Linked DNA regions of Homo sapiens: region 2 is linked to region 1. Evidence: chromatin contacts called from ENCODE Hi-C or POLR2A ChIA-PET data. All regions are on one chromosome and are shown on one strand. The core of a region is the stretch at or near the end of the contact, and the rest is flanking DNA. Distances in the headings are between cores, read along the strand shown.

Region 1 (7,163 bases), core at 3,164-5,663:
TATGTTATTACCCCGCAGTGCAATCATGATTAAGGAAATCATTTAATGTGCAGCTGATTGCTTTGTAAAGGCTTATTTGATTACACGACCCATAGTGAAGGATAAACTCTGTACTTCTGCCTTCAAATCTCCAAGATGGACATGTAAGTAGGTTGACTGCTCAGAGCTTGGGAAAAAAGGGGGCTTTTTACTCTTAAATCTACACTATAGTTAAGGTAAAAGAGAGAAAAGATCTTCAAGCACTGCTGGGAGGGTGAAGGGGCTTGCCATGGGCACCAGATTCTACTCATCTTTCTAGATCCAACTGAAGTGTCCTATCCTTTGAGAAGTTTCTCCAGAAGCCATCGCTCCCTATTCTGCTTCTCATGGCACTTTCTCTTGTATTATTATTTTTTATTTTTATTTTGTTAGAGACAAAGTCTCATCATGTTGCCCAGGCTGGAGTGCAGTGGTTATTCACAGGTGCAAATATAGCACATTACAGCCTCAAACTCCTGGGCCCAAGCTATCCTCCTGCCTCAACCTCCTGAGTAGCTGGAACTACAAGCGTGCACCACTGTGTCATGGCACTTTGTTTAGACTTACATTACAGCTCTTGAGGAGGTAGAACGTATCCATTAGGATCCCAGACTTTGCAGCCTAACCACATCAGTCAAAATTTCCCCTCTGCCTATTATTAGCTGTGTGGCCTTAACCAAATGACCTCCTTCCACAGCTGGAAGATGCAGAAACCAATATCATGGAATTTTTGTAAAGATTACATGAGACAACACACATTACAATGTTTGGCACATAATAAATGATCAATGTTAGCTATTATTATTAGCACTTCCCAGCTATTATTATTAGGCTTCCCCACTAGACCGTGAGCAAACTGTTTATCCAAGGATCTGTGTGGCATGGGAACTTACAAATGGTAGACACACAATAATATTTGTCAAAATGGTTTGAAGGTATGCCAGGAAGAGGAAAGGGAGGGTGCTGGAAAAAACCATAGCGTACTTTATGATTTTTCCCAGGGCCAACTTCTGTAGTGTTTGTTTTTATTTCATTACCAGAGTACATTATCTCAGACAGCAAGGTTGCTATAAAGTAGGGCTAGAAAGACACTATTTATGGAACCAGATGTTCTGTTCAGAGAAAGCAAAGTTGGCTATGAGGCATCTGAAATCTCCAGTTTGGCCCTTGGCTGAGCAGGGAGTAGGGGCTGAAGTTCAGCCAGAGCTTCACTTGCCCAACAGGGTGCCCTGGCATGGGGTTACATTAGCTCTGAAAATCATCCACCCAGAGGGATGCATTTTGTTTTTCAGTGTATCCACATAGAGGGACGTCTTTACAGATTGTGCCAAAGATCTATATGTACCAGTGGGGAACCCTACTGCAAACTCAAAGGTCCCCTTTTAAACAAGCCTCTTGAAGGTCTCAAATGAGCATCAGCTAAAATAATAATACTTCACTTACTAAATATTTATTGAGTTCCCATTAGGGAACTCAAGGTGCTAATGGCTGACAAGGACCTTTTGGACTTGCACAAGAGCCTGGTGTGTACCACCTTCTAAGGAAAGCTTGGGATGTTCTCTGAGAGGAACACCAAATTCAAGAACCTGTCCCAGGGGCTGATGAATGTGGCTGCCAAGCTGACCCACAATAAGTACGTCAGAGGACCTCACAGACCTCATGGAGAAGGTCATTGAAACCTGACACCTTAACCATTGGTTGCTGAATGACATGTGCTCTTCCTGAATCAGTACTCAGCATATGTCCACTTCCTGCGTGGCTTCTGGCCCTCTATGACTGCTATATGGTCATCCTCTGTGGCTACCTCCTGTACCCCTATCATGACTGAGGCCCCTCTCCCACCACTCTGCCCACACTGATGAGAAAGTTGCCACAAGTTTAGAGACTAAAAATAAAATTGCACTAGACACTGCAGATCTAAAGGTGAATACAGAAAATATAATTGGAAGGGAGAGAAGGTGATGCAGAGGGCAGGAGCATGGACAAGTATGATGAGTGCCACCTTAGGCATAACTGATGAGGTACTATAGAAGCATCCAAGATGGGGGCTAATCTAGACTTGAAGGATTAGAGAAGGCTTAAAGGGGAATAACACCCAATATGAGGCTTCAAGCAGTGATAGCAAATGTTAATATTTATTTAGCAATACTATATATCAGGCCCTGTTCTAAAAACTTTGCATGAATCCCTCATTCAGTCCTTACCACAACCCTGTAAGATAGATGTTACTGTTATTCTCTTCATGTTACAGATGATGAAACTAAGGCACACAGTAAATGGTGGAGCTGAAATTCAAACCCAGGCAGCTCGGCTCCAGACTAAAGGGGAAGCAGAGTACCAGATAGGCCCTTAAAACAGAAGAAAGTGCCTAGCTTCAGTCTGAGGAAAGATGCAGTTCCTTTGGGGAACTGAAAGCAACTCAATGAGGCGCAGCTTGGGGTGGGGACAGACGTTCAGAGATGACTGGGTCTGCTCTGTAGGTTGGAAGAAAAACCAGAAGCAGAGGGTTTCAGATCCAGTCCAAATCTTTTTTTTTTTTTTTTTTTTTTTTTTTTGAGACAGTGTCTCACTCTCGCCCAGGCTGGAGTGCAGTGGTGCAACCTCAGCTCACTGCAACCTCTGCCTCCCGGGTTCAGGTGATTCTCCTACCTCAGCCTTCCAAGTGGCTGGGACTACAGGCGCACACCACCACACCCAGCTAATTTTTGTATTTTTAGTAGAGACAGGGTTTCATCATGTTGGCCAGGCCGGTCTCGAACTCCTGACCTCAGGTGATCCGCCCACCTCGGCCTCCCAAAGTGCTGGGATTACAGGTGCGAGCCACCACATCCAGCCCCCCAGTCCAGACTTTTGACAACTAGCTGTGACTGGTGTCACCAAACTAACCCCTTCTGACCTCAGTTTCTCCTTTTTGCAAAAGACCATAATAACAATACCTGCTTCTCATAGAGAATGGCCATGAGCACCAAATGAGGAAAATGTATGTGAACTTGAGTGCAAAGTACAAATTCCTTCACAGACTTAAGATTTTACCAGTATCACTTCCCCAGTAGCTTCAAGGATTTGCAAACCTGAAATCCACAATGTCAGGGCACCAGAAAAAGCAGAGAAACAGTATTGGGGAGTGGAAAAGCCCACCAGCCCTGCCTCAGACCACCTCCATCCACACTCAGCCCTTACTAACTATGAGATCTCAAGGCAAGTTATCCTCTCAGTACCTCAATTATGCCATCTGGAAAATGGGAATGTCAATGATAGCACTTGTAAGGTTCATGTGACAAGTAAGTAGCACATGTAATATGCTAGGTATAGCTCCCAACACAGAATAAAGACTTAGTCAACATTAACAGCTATCATTATTGTAAGTATTAAGAAATATGTTGGCTACTCATGCTATTCTTCCATGTTCTATACGGTATAAGCATGTGGGAATGTTAGAAGTTAGAGATGATAAAGAAGGAGGAGAAGGAGGTTTACAACCCTATACTCCCTCACTGCTGCAGAGATTCTTCCTGGCTCTCACACGCTGGCAAGCAGCTGGCTCTCCGTCTTGGCAGAAAATGCCCAAAAGAGGTAAAAGATAGAGACTGCACACCATCTGTGCAAACCAGGCTGCTCTTGTAGTTTTTAGACAAAATCTAAATGTAGTCAGATGTGACCTGCCCTTTTAAGATAGAATTATTCTATTTCCTCCCTCTACCCGTCCCCGTCCCCCACTCTGTCCCCCACATAAAACTCCCCCACATATCTCAAGAAACTTTCAGCATTTTGAAAGACATACTCTGGGGTCCTGTTGTGACAGCCTTGTGCCACATTAACTTCTCTGTCTTGTTCCCAGCAAAGAAGCCTTTGCTAATTTCACAACAGGAAAGCATGCAAGAAATTCGAGAACAAAACAAATCTACACGCAGAGCCCAGCATCTTCAAGCAAACACCCTGAGGTACAGACCCGAGGCTAGATGAGTCCGGACTGCAGATGAGGCAGCTGCCTCTTAAACTGCAAGGGGACTGAAAAAGTCATTTGCCTCTAAAAAAACCAACTCTGAATACAAATTGATAATGAATATTCATGAGCCCCTCCAGCTTGCTCTAGAGCCACCCTTGACTGCAACCCTGGACTCTGCTTCCTAAAAAGTTTCCCAAAGCTCTTTCTCTGCCTCCTCTCAGAAGGAAGAGGGTGGGAAAGTTCATTCAGGGCTTTTTGCCTCCAGCTTTCAAGTACTTGCTTTTTGGTCTGGGCTTTTATTTTTCCTTCTATTTTTTTTTTCTTAAGGATTCAGATCAAATCAATTTTGGTCTTACCCTTTGTATCTTCCATAAGTAGCAGCTTTTGTTTTCCTCCTCTTTCCTCGTCTTTCCCCCCCCCAGCCTCTGCTTGCTGTGGTCCGTCTCCGTGAGAGAGGTCCTCAAGGAAACAGAGATATAACAGACCCTTGGGCTCGTGGGAGGGGCTAAATTAGCCGGCCCCGTTTCGGAAGGAACCTCAAACCCTGTCTTTTTCATTGACTAGAAAGGACAGATTGACTGAGGAGTCCAGCAGCTCATTTTCCTAAAGTTACTCGAAGCCTTTTCCAGGTTGTAATTTTTTGCATCCTTGAAGCAATGTATATTCAAATCTCTCTCTCTTTCTCCCTTCTTCCCTCTCTCCCTTACTCCCTCCCTCTTCATCTCTCTCTCCCTCTCTTCGTTATAGAAATCCCTTTTTCTCCCTTGAAAAAGTCATCTCAGCTGCAAGCAAAAAAAGCTATTCCTTACTGCAATTATGAAGCTAGATAATAAGAAAGTTGTTACCTTGAAACCCGCTCGAAAAACTGAAAGTCAAGAACAGTTCTTCCCTCCCCATAAAGCCTCTGGTCCCATGACCAGCAATCCTTTCTCAAGGCTCATTAGAGCAAAGAGCAACAGGTGACCCAAGCGATGAGTTTCCTGCAGGAGACGCTGCGTTATTGGTTGGAAGGCTGGGTGGAACCACAGAGGAGCTGCTCAATGGGAACCGCTGCCTGGCTATGAATTGATGAAAGTCATCCACCATTTCCCAACTTTGACTTCCTACCTTTGAAGTCTAATGAGCATGAATTACCACATCCAGACCGTCAAGATTACCCCAATGTAGATGAGAGCCTGACCAAATTATTTTTAAACTGTGTAACAAAATTATTTTGAAATCAAAACAAGGGCTAATCCTTTGAAAGGAAGGTAAGTCCTCAAGTCCCAAGGCGACTTGGCAGCTTCTCCCTCCACAAGGCTGTTGCAAACCTTAGCATTTCAGGTCTGAAAGATACCTCAGACATTGAGTCTAAAAGAGGTTAGAGATGTGGAGAGGTTAAGCCACCTGCTCATGCTCACATACATGGTCTCTCTTATTTGCTACCATGTTCCCCAGCACCTAATACAGTTTCTCTCACAGCATGGGCTCTCAATAAATATTTGATGAATGGTTGAAAAAAATGAATGAATTGCAGCAAAGCAGAAATGTAGATCTGTTTTCCTGTTTCCTAGTTCTTGATTTTTCTACATTGCTTGTCTGGCATGTAAATTTGTATCTAAAGCCAGTTATACCATATAAATCATTAAATTTGTGAGCCCGAAGGACTGTTTTGACTCTATGTAGAAACTATATTCTCCAGCGAGCTTTCAGTCATACTTTAATAAGGACAAAGGATAACCTTTTAGTTTAGGCATCTCTGTTACTTTGCACGGTGCCACATGGTATATACTCAATACATTTTTTATACTTTAATAAATTTGGAGCTGTTTAACAATACTTTATTTCTGAAATGCTTTATAGTTATAGGATTTTGCATGTATGATAACAACTAATTACACTGAATGAAAGACTCAATGGATGTCTTCTCCCGAGTCAGTTTAGACTACATCTCTAATAATGAATATTGGTCTGATATTCATCCTGTTATGATAAAACTGGTTTTTGGTGATATGATGGGATTTTTTGTAAAAACCAACAATTGGTTTATGACTGCCTTTGTACTATTGTTTTGGAGAGAAATTTGAAAAGAGCATGTCCACAAAATAGTGTGCGAATTACAGAATGGAAACCAAAACATCAAAGCTAGAAAGAGAAAAGAATGATCAAAGGGAAGATCCAGAGTGGCTGAGGGGTAGGCAGGAGAAACAGACAAACAAGTACCTGAGCTTGTCAATGAGAGACACACTTTGGTGGGTGCTGTGGCAACGGTTCTCTACTTTATTACATTAGGATATTAGGTTCTTTTTTTTTTTTTTTTTTTGAGACAAGAGTTTTACTCTTGTCTCCCAGGCTGGAGTGCAATGGAGCCATCTCAGCTTACTGCACCCTCTGCCTCCCGGGTTCAAGTGATTCTCCTGCCTCTGCCTCCAAGTAGCTGGGATTACAGGCGCCCGCCACCTTGCCCAGCTAATTTGTGTATTTTTAGTAGAGATGGGGTTTCACCATGTTGGTCAGGCTGGTCTCGAACTCCTGACCTCAGGTGATCCGCCCGCCTCAGCCTCCCAAAGTGCTGGGATTACAGGCGTGAGCCACCATGCCTGGCCTATTTTACTACGTTCTTACATTCTTTTTTTTGAGACAGAGCCTCACTCTGTCATCCAGGCTGGAGTGCAGTGGCGTGATCTTGGCTCACTGCAACCTCTGCCTCCCAGGTTCAAGTGATTCTTGTGCCTCAGCCTCCCGCGTAACTGGGATTATAGATGCGCACCACTAAGCCTGGCTAATTTTTGTATTTTTAGTAGAGATTGGGTTTCACCATGTTGTCCAGGCTGGTCTCAAACTCCTGGCCTCAAGTGATCCGCTTGCCTTGGCCTCCCAAAGTGCTAGGATTACAGGTGTGAGCCACAGTGCCTAGCCACAGTTCTCTATTTTAAACAAAATTAAAATTCAAGGTCACTTCAGTCATGTTGTATCAGACGTTGTCGACAAAAGGTTACTTTGACAATTGTCTCATTCTCTTTACATTTCATCAGGGAGAGAAAGAGTTAGTAAAAAGTAAATTGTTCTAGTACCCAACTTCTGGTTTAACCAGGAGAGGTAAAATCTCATTATAGTAACTAGCACTTCATAAATATTTGAAGTTCATCCAAACTGAATATGGAGTAATAGAAACATAGTTTTAACCCCTAATTCATATTACATGAGCCTTTTGACAACA
Region 2 (7,163 bases), core at 3,333-5,832, 210 kb before region 1:
TGCTGTGTCCTCTTAAAGGTCTTTGTAAATCACCTTAAGCTTTAGGCTGTGTACCCCTTTTCTCCAGGACAGTGGGGAGGCCACCCTATCTCTGAACCCAAAGATCAAAGGAGCAAGCCAGGTTACTTCCCTGGGGGAAACACTTGTTGAGGCATAAGTTGATCCCTTGACTGATATAAAACTCCTAGAGTCTTTCATTCGTTGTTTAATTCACTCAACCAATGTTTATTGAATATTTTCCTAGTGGCAAGAGAACTGATCTAATGATGTTTAAGACTTGACCCTCTTTCTCAGAAGGGAGAAGGCTGGGTGGAAGATAAACCCTAAGTTGAAACATAAAATCCCCTTCTGCTCCCCAATCTAATCACCCTATGGGCCCAGTATGTCCCTGCCTTATTATCTGTCCATCTCTGTAACCTTCTCAAAGAGTTAGGGGACAAAAGATTACCTATTCTTATCTCCCTGTTGGCCTCTTTCGACCATATTCCCAATTACCTTTCAAGAAATATCTAAGTAAAAGTTACCCTTTCTGTTGCCCTCTAAAAGTATTGATTTTAAAAATTTGAATTTGATTTTAAAAGTTTGTTGAATTGATTTTAAAAATTTGTTTATTCAGGGTTATAATTATCTTCAGGAAATCTTGCCTTTCTCTTCACCTGTAAACTCTTTTTAATTTTTCTCTAATCTCTGTATTCTTTTCACTTCTATCCTCTATATCGACATATTATTCTTTTCTGGAGAATGAGTTTTTATTCTACTGGGTGTGTTAAATAGATGACAGCAATGCTATCGGATGGCAATGGCTTTGCAAAGATATAAAACACCATACATCCTTTTGCCTTGACTTCCACTAAGTTTTAGTCTAGGTTTTCCAGCACAAATATCTTCTTCCTCCTCTTTCTTCTCTCTCCCTCCAACTTTCATTTTATGGCTCCTGTATTCTTCCCCTTGTTTAGATAGTCTTTTTATATGGGTGTCCTACATAATAAAGTATCTCAGGCCCTTTTTGGAAGAAGGTACAGAACAAATAAAGGATTTCTCCACTGCTGCACTTCTCTGGTCAGAAAGTGGGTGGTGATAATTGTGACTTTGTGTCTGCTGCCCTTTTGGTTGTTAATGTAAGCATCCATTCACTCATTTAATATATATAAACATTTATTGATTACCCAGTATTTTCCAACACTGCTAAATGATGCACATTCCCAATACTCAATGATGGACTGGTACCAAGTGTGCCATGGGATAGAGATGTTGAAAAATTAGACCTAGTACTCTAAGTTGCCATATCCTCTTTAAGGGAGATGGGATCCATAGGCCTAGTAGATGGAGAAATGGGGTTACCTATGATGTCTGTTTTTGCATAATGTTCTAGGCATAGAGAGAAAACATTACAGCTCAAGGAAGAAATCACAACTGTGAAGTAAAGAAGTTTGTAATGTCAAAGAAGAAAATTGTTTAGGGGGCCCTCTTGATGTGAAATAGTTTTTATGAGAGCCAGAGTTCCTTTAACAAGCAAAGACAATGGTATATTACTTTTTACAGTGCCTTTATATCTCACCTATTTATACCTGAACGAAAATTACTAACATAGCAAAACAAAACAAAAAAACCCTGCAAATTATCAATATATGAAGACTAGCAGTGAAGATATCACAGTTTCTATAGAACACCAAACTGGTTTATGTCCCACCTCAGGCATGTATTAGATGTGTGAACCTGGGCAATTTAACTTCCCATGAGCTACATTCCTTCTTTAAGATGAGGATAATATGGAACTCTATAGAGTTATGGTGACAATTAAATATGAAAATGTGTTTTTAAAAACTTAGAGTGCCTGGCATATGGTACTCACCCAAGAAATCCCACTTTATTATTAAAAACAATCCAATTAATAGACAATATATAATAAATAAATAATTATTTAAACATGCTTACAAGGAACACTTGGATAAGCTTGTTAATTCTGCAGTGAAAGAAAGTTGTGGCCTCAAGGTAATTGGCTTTATTCTTTCAATTTCTGTTTCGTCTGAAGCTAGATATGAGAGGCTCTAGAAATCAAAAAATAAATATATGATTTGCCATGTACATCCCTGTGTAGGACATTTATTCTTAAAATTCATTTATTTCTTGTATTTGTCAGTTTGTTGGATAACTTTTAGAAATACCAAGATTTCACATTCTATCAAAAAATAAAATATTATAACTAGTTGAGTTTAATGTTATTTTGCAATATAAATACCTCCAGTTTTTTCCCATTCTTAAGTTCTTTTCCTTCATTTTTCTTCTCAGTTTCAGACATTTCTGAGATTTGCTCTTGTTCATCACATTTATTCATTTTAATCCTAATTAATAATAAACAGAATTATTGAAAGCAGAAATAATGGAGGTATTTGAGAGTTGTTCGAGATTTTGCCAACACACACACACACACACACACACACACACACACACAAAACCAATCTCTTACAAGTAATTTTACATTCTAAGGAAATTACCAATTTGATAAATATTTAAAAAACTTTATAAGCTTGTTCTCGGCTTTCAGATATTTCTCCCTACTCAGTAAATTTACCATTAGTGTTTACAGCCCTTTCTAAGGGCATCAAGAAACCTTTCCTCTGGTGAGAATAAGTAACAGGGGAATGGGGAGATAAATATTCAAGGACACATACCCTGTTTCCTCTCATTTTTCTTTCTCTCATATTTTTTAAGCTGTGAGAACCTGAGCAGGTATAAGGGCAGGTGATCATGGTGATATTAAGTAGTAAATCATAGTTGGTGTTTATGCATAAACAGTAAACAATTCATGGCATTAGCACTATTGCCACTGCTGCTGCTACTACTACTACTATTACTACTACTACTAGCTAATCCTTATATAGTACTTACTAAGTATGTGCCAGGCAATAGTGTAAGTACTTTACACGTATTGACTGATTTAATTATCACAACCCTATGAAGTAAGTACTATTATTCCTCTTTTATTAGTAGTTCAATAAAATCTCAGTTATCTGAACAGTGTCAGAAAATTATTGATGTAGGAGTCAAGTTTTTCTGATAGTGTAAAAATTTCTTGTTTTCAGTATAAGGTTTTGTTTTCCATTTTAATCATTTAAGAAGGAAATCCTTTGGTAAAATATTACATGCTCTGTTGGGAATGTAAAATGGTGCAGCTGTTTTGGCAAACAGTCTGGCAGTTCCTCAAAAATGTTAACTACAGAGTTACCATATGACCCAGCAATTCCACTCATATACCCAAAAGAAAGAAAAGCCTATGTCTGCATATGTGAGGAGTGACTGCTAATGGGAAGATGGTTTCTTTAGGAGGTGACAAAAACATCCTAAGATTAAATTGCGGTGATTGTTGCACAATTCTGGGAATTTATTAAAAACCACTGAACTGGAGACTTTGAATGGGTGAACCATATGGTATGTGAATTATATCTCAAGAGAGCTGTTTAAAAGGTATTATATGCTTTTTGCCTTCTGAAATAGAATATAGGGGACTAAGTGCAGATATTATCTATATGGTAGTATCTTGGGCTGAAAACCCAGCCCCATTAATGGCACTGCAGAATCTGGGTAAATTCCTTAAGAACTCTATGCCTCACTTTTCTCATCTGAAAATTAGGTTGTTGTGAGGATTAAATGCACTAATTTAAGTAAAGTGCTCAGCCCAGGACTTGGAGTAAAACAAACACTTAATAAATATTATTATTATTTTCTTCGGATTCAGGGCAATCAATACGACATCAGTAAACTTGCTGTTCTTTAATACAATGGCTTTTAACCTTTGTTACATATTAAAATCACCAGGGAAGCATTTTAAAACTCATGATGTCCAGACCATACCCCATACTAATTAAATTAGAACAGTCATTTTTAGAAATTCCTAACTGATTTCAATCTATAATAATTTGGGGAATAAGTGTTACGAGTAACTTAGACAATAGGTGTTATACCCAGATTTTCTTCTGAGGGAAACTATTGAAGCAGGGTCTATAGCTTCCTCCTTTCTATTCTGAGCCAAATGACTCTGGGAAATGATGAAGGTCCTGATGCTATTTTATCAAATGTTGTTGCATTTCCTGCTTACATAGCTTGCACTTTCTTTCTCATTTTAAGTTTCTTTGGCAGTTATCTGAATCTTCTCCAGGTAGGCAGTGCCAAACAGAGAGCACAAGTGAAGACAATATAAGAAATCTGGATTCTCTGTGTTATTTGCCAGTGCTGTAGTTTGGGTTCAGGGGCAGAAGAAAATACAATCTATCATCTATAGCGACTGACCCACCCAGTCTCTCTAAGCTGAATGCAGTGTTGCTAACAGTTAACAAGGAGAGTTTGCCACCTGAACGAGAAGACAGGGCTATCTCCTCAACTTCCTGTTACCTCATTTCTGCCGCTGTAACTTTATAAAACTTGCTCTAGCTGAGATTATCAATAACCTCCATGTCAGGAAATCCAGTGAACATTTTTAGTAGTGAACTTCACTGATAATAACTGCTAACCACTTCCTTCTACTTAAAATACTCCTGTTTCCTTGCCTCTGGGGCAAAATACTCTAACGGGTGCTTCTCTGTCCCTCCTCTGGTTTCTCCTCCTCTACCATGCCATTCAAAGCAATTTCTCAAGACTCAGTGCTTGGGGTCTCTCCTCATCTTATTCTCTGCCTTCTCCCTAGGCAGTTTCATGCACACCCATGGCTTCAATTATGCTTATTTACTGTGTCACAGACCATGCACGTAGCTGCCCACTCAATTACCTTATTTAGAGATATCTCAAAGGCATATCAACTTCAACATGCCCCAAACCAAATACATGACGAAATGATAACCTGAGCTCAGTGTCTAGGTACCAGGCCTTCTTATCATGAGTACTATCTTTCCAGGAAGCCTAGCTACAAGTTTATTCAGTTAGGGCTCACAAGGACCAGGTATGTTGTGAGGTCAATAGTGGTAAAGTTGGCCAGGAAACAGTTCCGAGGAACATCTTCAAACAGATAGCTTCTCCAATTGATCAGAATGATATTTTTAACTGCTTAAACTAAATGCCCCAATTTAGGGTCACTGGGGCTACCCCAGCTGGGGCCAGCCTGGTGACTGACAGTGTGGTATTTAGCTGAGAGGCAGTCTGGAGAGACAAATTGAAGCCAAAGTCAGCTGGAAAAGTTGAATGTCAGGAAGAACAAACACAAAGGGCCTCAGGTGGGGCTGGAGTTCAGAATAGTGGCAACAAGAGTTAGTGGTGAGCAGGCAATATGGGTCCAGAGCCATTGTTCTGGGTAACCCTACGACATCTGTGTCTCCTCTTTGTTGCTCAGGGATTCATGATGCATGGGTGTGTGAGGTTGGTTTAAAGGATTAGAAGCAAGTCATTACATTTACATTAATTTAGGAGTCTAAGATAAAGTTCAATGCTGGGTTTAGGTTTAGAAACCGTCCAGAGCACTTTTGTTAAAAAAAAAAAAAAAAAAACTACTGCAGCAAGAAAAAAAAATCAACAAAATAAACATTTTTCTTATTTGCCTGAAATTATACTAACCTTTCATACTTTTGAAAACCAAAAGACCCAGGACAATGGGTTGTGGGGAGAAAATTAGTTATTTCCCTGTGAGTTCACAAACAGCTTAAGTGTTTGGGTTTGAATTATTTCCTCCATAAGACATGGTTTTATGATTTTATCAAATAATCTAAAATGCGTTTCATCTAAAGTATGATTGCTGGCTCCACATTTAACTTTATAAGAATGTGCCAAACTGTTTCCAAAGTGGCTGTACCATTTTGCATTCCCATCAGCAATGAATAAGTTTCTATTGCTCAGCATCCTTTCCAGCATTTGTTAATGTCTTGTCTTTTCTTTCCTTTAGTTTTGGATTTTAGCCATTCTAATAGGTGTGTAGCACTGTTTCTTTCTGGTTTTAATTTGCATTTCTCTATTGACAAATCAATAGAGAATGACATGACAATATTGAGCATCTTTTCATGTGTTCATTTCCCATCCATACACATTCTTGAGTGAAGTGTCTGTTCAAATCATTTCCCCATGTTTAATTGGGTTTTCTTAAGTTGTAAGAATTCCACTTTATATATTCAACATATATATGCATATATATATATATATATGTTTATGTATTTAAGATACAAATTCTTTGTTGACTACATGGAATAGTTGCCTAGCTTCTGGATGTCTTCCTAGTCACTGTGAATTTCCAGTTATTCATGAGAAGTTCCTCAGGAGACCAATAAGAGCAAATAGAGCAGCCACTTACCTCTGAACCTGTAACTTTATTGGGGTGCTTGTAAACCCTTGCCCATGTCGAAGAGATTTAATCTGTTTCCAAGTTCGTAATATACTGTGTAGTAGGGAGAGGTCCTTTCCCCTTTCTAAGTCATACATCTGTTTTGTATTACTACAACAAAAATGGCAGAGCAAAAATTTGTCAGTGGATTAGAACTAAAAGCCTTCAAAAGTGGCATGGAAGAATGTATTGCAATAACTCTTCTGAACTCCCTCCCCACCTTATTCTTTTCATTTTATACACATCTGAACGCCATCTTACTATATTTTATGTTACCCACTGCAATTCCATTAGAAATTTGTTCCTTTATGACTTAATGGCTTTTCACTATTCAAAAGTGCCCTGCTAAAATGCAAATGCTTCTGAGAAAGGAAATAGCCTAGCTAGAATTCTACGAGATTTTTTTTTCTTTTTTGAGAGAGTCTCGCTCTGTTGCCCAGGCTGGAGTGCTATGGCACGATCTCAGCTCACTGCAACCTCCATCTCCCGGGTTCAAGTGATTCTCCTGCCTCAGTCTCCCAAGTAGCTGGGACCATAGGCATGTGCCACCATGCCTGGCTAATTGTTATATTTTAGTAGAGATGGGGTTTTACCATGTTGGGCACACTGGTCTCAAACTTCTGACCTCAAGCGATCTGCCTGCCTCAGCCTCCTAAAGCACTGGGGTTATAAGCGTAAGCCACTGAGCCCTGCCAGAACGCTACAAGATTCTGAAGTACCAAAGAGAGAAGAGCAATGGTGGAAGAAAGGAGCAATAAAAGAAAGGGAGTGGAAAGCCCCTACGTTTTGATAATTGTGCTTGCTATCTATTCAGGATTTAGTTAATTTCTGGTTGGCACTTCACTATTTACAAAAAAGAAGATGC

The links. Hi-C counts contacts between places; a loop is a spot of excess contacts on that map. ChIA-PET counts read pairs that join two places held with the same protein, here RNA polymerase II (POLR2A). Pooled maps may share reads with other maps.
Region 2: a loop to region 1 is called in a pooled map, with 13 times the contacts of the local background. The contact joins the enhancer-like site here to the promoter of ENTPD1 in region 1. A Hi-C loop is called at or near these places in 1 of 168 maps with a recorded cell type or tissue (pancreas) and 6 of 50 pooled maps. POLR2A ChIA-PET finds 5 or more read pairs at or near these places in 3 of 52 experiments (OCI-LY7, WTC11 and activated naive CD4-positive, alpha-beta T cell).

Annotation. Positions count from the first base shown.
Region 1 is chr10:95,753,413-95,760,575 of GRCh38, reverse strand. It overlaps ENTPD1 (ectonucleoside triphosphate diphosphohydrolase 1), which reads right to left and starts at 4,413. Exons shown (of 10, transcript NM_001776.6): 1 at 4,321-4,413. The coding sequence starts at 4,336. ENTPD1-AS1 (ENTPD1 antisense RNA 1) reads left to right here. Exons shown (of 6, transcript NR_038444.1): 6 at 3,862-7,163. RefSeq lists a silencer at 3,163-3,222 and an enhancer at 4,553-4,852.
Region 2 is chr10:95,961,075-95,968,237 of GRCh38, reverse strand. CC2D2B (coiled-coil and C2 domain containing 2B) reads right to left here. Exons shown (of 35, transcript NM_001349008.3): 12 at 6,269-6,409; 13 at 2,240-2,342; 14 at 1,936-2,048. All of the region lies in intron 2 of ENTPD1-AS1 (ENTPD1 antisense RNA 1), which reads left to right. Among named protein-coding and RNA genes, the nearest start is that of CC2D2B, 57 kb to the right of the region's middle. Within about 2 kb of position 4,582, at least 2 of the 41 ENCODE cell types and tissues checked have a DNase peak (open chromatin) inside an H3K27ac peak, as active enhancers do.